2 separate regions of the Mus musculus genome follow, and region 1 is linked to region 2. Evidence: chromatin loops called from intact Hi-C (ENCODE). Cell type or tissue: left cerebral cortex. All regions are shown on one strand. Each heading gives the region's core, and the rest is flanking DNA. Links, peaks and the distances in the headings are about the cores only.

Region 1 (2,905 bases), core at 272-2,771, 53 kb after region 2:
AACCACACACAGCAGAGGCCAGGCAATCCCTGCTGCTGCTTGCCAACCGCCTTGACTCTTGTATGCTTGCCTCAAAGACTGCAAAGTTCCTCTAAACCTTTCACTGTTTTCAGGGGACTTCCATATTCACGCGGTGGACCCCACTCAGCAAGCAGACATGCCACCCCATACCACATAGATGAAGACTGTCATCCTGGGATTCTTCCCGTAGACACTCCTAATTGTGAGGGCGCAGCCTTAGTTGCTCCCTAGTTGTGGGTAACACAGCAAGAACCATGCAAACGCTGCCATGGTACAAAGACATACTGTGCAGGAAAGGATAATTCTACTAGATGTGCATACCCCAGCCCCTCTCAGGCTTCTTAGCGACAGCCTCAGTTGCACATCTTGCTACCTAGAGCTAGGACCTTGCATTTGCTCCTCCCCAACTCATCTGTGGTTCTGTCGTGTCCCTGTTCAGGTGTCAGTTATGGTGTGTGACACAACTTCTCCTGGTGAGACGTAATGTACAAGTCTACTCGCCCCTGATAGGGAGCCCACAACAGACTAAAGTATGGATTTCACCACTGGTGAACCCTGAGTTTTATTGGGGTTACTTGTAGGAATGTGGGTGAGGGGTTACTTACAGAAGCAGAAATGACCCAAAGACAGCTGTATCACCAATGCCCATCCCAGCCTGGGTGACAACTCGCAAAGCTTGAAACCTAGAGCACACTGCAGTTTGCAGGGAGTTTAATGGGTTGAATCATGCCCTTTCCAAGTGACTGAGTTGGTCTAAACCTGTTCTAGGCAGCTGGGTTGTTTTCTGTTTCCTCCAGGCAACTGGTCTGGTTTCAGAACCTTCTTTGTAGTTGGGCATATCTGAGAGTCTTCTTTACTCTGCTGGGACAGAGGCCCAGATTTTGTTTATGGTGGCAGGGGCCTAGTGAATCTAGTCTGTTTCAGGGACTTCCTGAAGTGATTTTGAATTGTTTACCTTCTTGCTTAAGGAGTCTCCCTGCAGATAATGTTTCAATCTCAGAGGGAACTGTTTCATAATTGGAGAGGCCTTGGATCTAAGGAAGCAGCATTCATTATATGCTGATTGGGAATTCTCCCATCTCTTCTTGATAGAGAAGCACCTCATTGGGAGGCATTGCTTCTAAGGATGATTGCTTGCTTGTCCAGCCCTGGCTATAGCAGAGAGTAGGAAATGCCATGTTTGTTTGTTCTAAGTGTATGGCTTCCCACAACAGAACAAGGTGTTTTTAAAATTATTATTATTAAAATAGGGGAGAAAGGGACATGGGTATTGAATAGCTAGGCATAAAGGAACTTTAGACAAAGTAGATTTAGCAGAGTTAATAGGCGCAAAGACTGATCCACAGATTGGTACTAGGAACTAGGAGGGGTTTAGGTAGCTCCACCCAGCAATGATGGGAGCAGTATTTACCCACAGGAAAAGGAAATAACTAGTTGGCAATGGCTCTCCATTTGCCTCATTTGGATGTGGTATGAGTTGCCAGCCTGTGACCTGCTGAAGTGTGGGTGTTGTGATTGTCTGAAACCTAGCTACTTGCTGCAAGAATATATTCTTGTTAGATTGCTCTTCATTTGCATGCTATATTAAGTTACAGTTTGCTGCAAGGAACTCAAAAGTATGGAGACAAACTCAGGCTAGCTTTGGTGTAAGTTAATTTGAACGCATAATAGAAAGCCAGGAGGCTTTTTTTTTTTTTTTTTCCATCTGTGAGGCTTAGGCCAGCAAAGGTTGATTTTCTTGTGTCTGGAATGTCTGGAGGTAGGCAATTTAGAGCTGGAATGATGTCGACAGCAGGTTACCAGGGCCTCGCCCGTCTCCATCTCTTCCTGTCCCATCATGCTTAGTGTATGTCTTCGTCTCATGATCAAGGTAGCTGCTCCATCTGCAGCAATTACTTTTGCATTTTTTCAGGATTCGGTCTCTGCATGGTATAAGAGCAAGAGACCAGCAGAGCACCTCCCTTTCCAAAGCGTTCCTGGAAGCTCCCATCTGTCAGCTTTCCTTGTGTACCCATGACTGCCGTGTGTCACTTGGCCAATTTTGGTTGCAATGGAAAGCAGGAAATACCATCTCCTTCATGAAGTACATAGCTTCTCACGCCAAAAAGAAGTTTCGTGTTGAGCTAGGAAAAAATGAGACATTCATAATCTAGGACAGCAAGAGTATTTATAGCTGTTCACAATGGGGATTTTTATACAGTGGAAGCATGGACCACCTTTGCACGGCTGTCCTGGGACTGAGACCCCTCACCACTCTTGTCTACTCTTATTTTTATGCATGTTGGGATTTTTTTTTTAAAAAGAGGAGGTCAACCCATTTTGACATCCTCCTCCACAGTCAATGCCCTAAGGACCTCTTCTCTGTTCTTGGCAGCCTAGAGGAAAACCATATCTGTGACGAAGGGGTATATTCTCTCGCAGAAGGACTCAAGAGAAATTCAACTTTGAAATTCTTGAAGTAAGTACCCTGTGATGGTACAATAATGCCCAGTGTGGGGAGGGATTTTAGGGTCTGAGATCAAGCTCTGGCTAGCTCTGGAAACCTCACTGAGGTGTCTGGTAGGGAAAGCTTGCTTTGGACTGGGCAATGAGGATACCAGTATCTATTGCTTACCTGGTATCTGGGTGGCTCTGGGAAACATTGCAAGAACTAGGTTTGGTGTGGCAGAAAGGGCTGGCGCCTGTGGAAGGTGGATCTTGGGTCAGTTATCACTCAGGAGATTAGAACTCCTGCAACTGGAGCCTTCGGGAGTTGACAGAACAAGCTCGACACATATCCACTCCAAGAGTGGAGCTGCTGGATACTTCTCAAGTAAACACCTTTTTGCAAGAGGTGTGTCTATGGGGCTGTCAGTTCTCCTGACCCTCCAGCTTACTCTCACAT
Region 2 (2,905 bases), core at 245-2,744:
CAGCCTCTTTGCTTGAGCCATTTAGACCAAACTGTGCTTCCTCAGCCCTCAGGTGTGGCTGAGTGCTCGTCTGCAGCCCAAATTCTCAGAGGTTTCCAACATCACTGGTGTTTGGAATTGTCCTCAGCTGCAGGGCGTGGCATGTCTAAGACTTGGCCCATTTTCTGTTTCATAGCTGGATACTATGGACCGCATCATTCCTAAAGAACAGGGGCTTATTCAGCACTTGGTTCTGGAAGTCCAAAGTTAAGGGCCTGTGCAGGATAAGAGCCTTCTAAATGGTGGGACTCAAGAGTCCCAAGGCTGAGCAGGGAATCACAAGGCAAGACACAACAGGTAGGCTCCTCGAACGAGGTCACCAGTGCAGTTATATGGTCTCCTCATGCTCTGGTGTAATAATAAGTACTTCCCAAAGGGGCTGCCTGCAGACACCATATTTGGATATAGTAAGTTTCTACCCTCCCCTCCTCGTCTACCACACCTGACTTCCCAGCATCCTTGTAACTTCAAAGAATCATATACTCTCCATCCTGCAGGCTTCCCCTGAAGAGCTTGTTTTACTGAAAGCGTGACACCAAAAGGAGGAACTAGGTCTGTGGGTTAATGGATGCAAATACTTGCAACTGATTGGGGGGTGGGGTACAGGAGCGAAGGGAAGATCTGGGGCTATAGGAGGGGGTAGTCTTTAAGGAAGTGCATTGCATGTTTGTGTAAATTTCTCCTCTGGCTGTCTACAAAAATAGGTGCTTCTTTTTCTTTTTTGGTAGTACTTTAGATTGAAGCAATGGAGTCTCACAAGCACTGTGCCATTAAGTCACATCCTCAGACCTCTTTATTTGGAGCCAGTCTCAGCAAACTTTTTAGGCTGGCCTTGAACACATTCTGTGCGGTAGGCAAGTCCTTCCCATTCCGAGATGGCACGTAAGGTCCATAGTACTTGCAAAGTTTTGATAGCTGAGCTTGTCGGCTTAGGATTTAGAGAACCTGGCACTCAAGGGTCACAAGATGGCTCTTCCAGAGGTCCCAGGAGCCCCTCAAGCCAGGCTTGTCCAAAGCCGTCCAGCAAAGCCCCCAGGCGATGGCGACCCACGACACTGTCTGCGCAGCCTGGATGCCAGGGCACCTGTCGGGCCGCCTCAGGACAGATACTCCCGCACCGTGAGCTCCTTCAGGGTGGCGTCCCTGTGCGTGGGCCTCCGGAGCTGGTTCTCGTCCAGGCGGCTCTGCAGCGCCGCGAAGTCCTTGCCCAGCGCGTAGGCCAGGCGCACCATGGCGTCCAGCAGTGGCGCGTAGTAGCGGTGGTTCTCGCGCGTCCGCAGGCATCGCAGCGCGCGCTCGCCGACTGCGAAGGCCTCGGCCGGCCGCTCGAGGTCGCGCAAGCAGACGAGCGCGGCGCAAAGCGCGGGCACGGCGGCGCTCGGGCAGTGCGCCGTCAGCTTCTCCTGCAGCGGCAGCGCGCGGCCCAGCAGCTCGAGCGCGCGCGCGTACTGGCCGGCGCGCAGGCAGCCGAAGGCCTCGCGCAGCTCGGGCCGCGTGAGGAAGTCGAGGAACTCGCGCGAGCGGCGCACGGCGCGCACGGCGTAAAGCAGCCGCAGGTACTCGCGCAGCTCCCGGCGCCGCTCGCAGATGGTCTCGGCCGACAGGTTCCCGGTCAGGCGCTTCCGCGGGAACGCCACGTCCTCCAGCTCCGGCCCGAAGCGCTTGAGGAGGGCCTTCTGCAGCCTCTCGAAGTCCGAGTAGCGCCGTTCCACCACCGCCTTGTCGCTGTCGAAGCTCCCGGTCTGGATGACCACGACTTGGTACATCTGCAGGCAGACCGGAGAGGATGAGCCTCAGGACAGCCTGAGTGCGCGCCGCACCCGCACCCCCGCGGCTGTGTGCACGCGCACGCGCTCAACCCTGCTGGGGCTGGAACCCAGGGACCGTGCACAAGTCTGGCAAGTGGTCTGCCATTGAGCTATACAGCCTCGCCCCAGGTCATTTGGTTATTTTAAATTTAATTTAATTTTTTTTCCTTTTTAATTACTCACTTTAAATCCCGCTCACCGCCCCCTCCTTGTACCCTCTCCCACAATCCTTTCCCCTCCCCTGTCCCAGGCCATCTGTTTTTGAAATATGAACTAGCCTTGTAGTTTACAGATGGACCCTGATATTCCAGCCTTAGTCTTGCAAATTCTGCGGTTGTAGGCGTGCCCTGCTTGGCAACAGTGTCTCCTTTCCCCCTCTCCCTCTACACACCTGCCCCTGTGCCATTTTTAAAGTCACATTTTGTACGAAGTAATAATATTACCTTTTACATTTTCTTTAAAAAACATTTTTACATGTGTCTGCGGTGTGTGTGTGTGGTTTGTGTAGATCAGAGGACAACTTGTGAGAGTTGGTTCTCATTTTCCAGCATGTGGCTTCTGGGTGTCAAAGTCAGGTGGACAGGCTTGGCAGTAGGTGCTTGTACAGGCTGAGCCATCTGGCTGGCCCTCTGCCATTTTCACGCATACACATAGCATACTTTGAAGTTCATCTCACACTCTCACACACGCGCACACACACACACATACGCGCACACACAGGCACACCTACTCTCCTGCTGTACTATGAGTAAAGGTAGAAAGGCGGTCCCTGGCAAATGTTGGCTCTAGAATAGCAGTGCTTAGATGCACCTTGGAAGAAAAGGCACCGGGAGTTGCTGATGGGGCTGGTGTCTCTCTTGGCTTTTTATCATCAAAAACTGGGGCTCCGTGTCCTAAATTGGGAAGCGTGGGCTGGAGTCAGGAAGGGCCCATCTGGAACACCTGAGCATTTGTTTCAGGCATAACGCATTGGTCTTAGATTGGGAATTTAACCTCCTTGAGCTTCAGTTGTCTCATCTTTAACTTGAGGATGTGTTGGCAATTCTTCTAGGCTCCGT

The links. A loop is a pair of places that touch in the nucleus more often than their neighbours do. Peaks named below come from ENCODE experiments on the same cell type or tissue, not always from the same donor. Only the 100,000 strongest peaks of a DNase experiment are listed, where the experiment ranks them.
Region 1: it touches region 2 in a loop (6-fold over the local background); 18 of 42 quality-filtered maps call a loop at or near these places.

What each region holds. Positions count from the first base shown.
Region 1 is chr8:88,679,219-88,682,123 of GRCm38, forward strand. Nod2 (nucleotide-binding oligomerization domain containing 2) reads left to right here. Exons shown (of 13, transcript NM_145857.2): 10 at 2,396-2,479. Among named protein-coding and RNA genes, the nearest start is that of Cyld, 16 kb to the right of the region's middle. In left cerebral cortex, for the core only: no CTCF peak of the experiment used is centred there; DNase peaks (open chromatin) are centred at 1,527 and 2,030; H3K27ac peaks cover 377 bases.
Region 2 is chr8:88,626,023-88,628,927 of GRCm38, forward strand. Snx20 (sorting nexin 20) reads right to left here. Exons shown (of 4, transcript NM_027840.3): 4 at 806-1,805. The coding sequence ends at 1,137. Among named protein-coding and RNA genes, the nearest start is that of Snx20, 8.7 kb to the right of the region's middle. In left cerebral cortex, for the core only: a CTCF peak has its summit at 1,352; DNase peaks (open chromatin) are centred at 1,414, 1,830, 2,140 and 2,537; H3K4me3 peaks cover 1,352 bases; H3K27ac peaks cover 951 bases.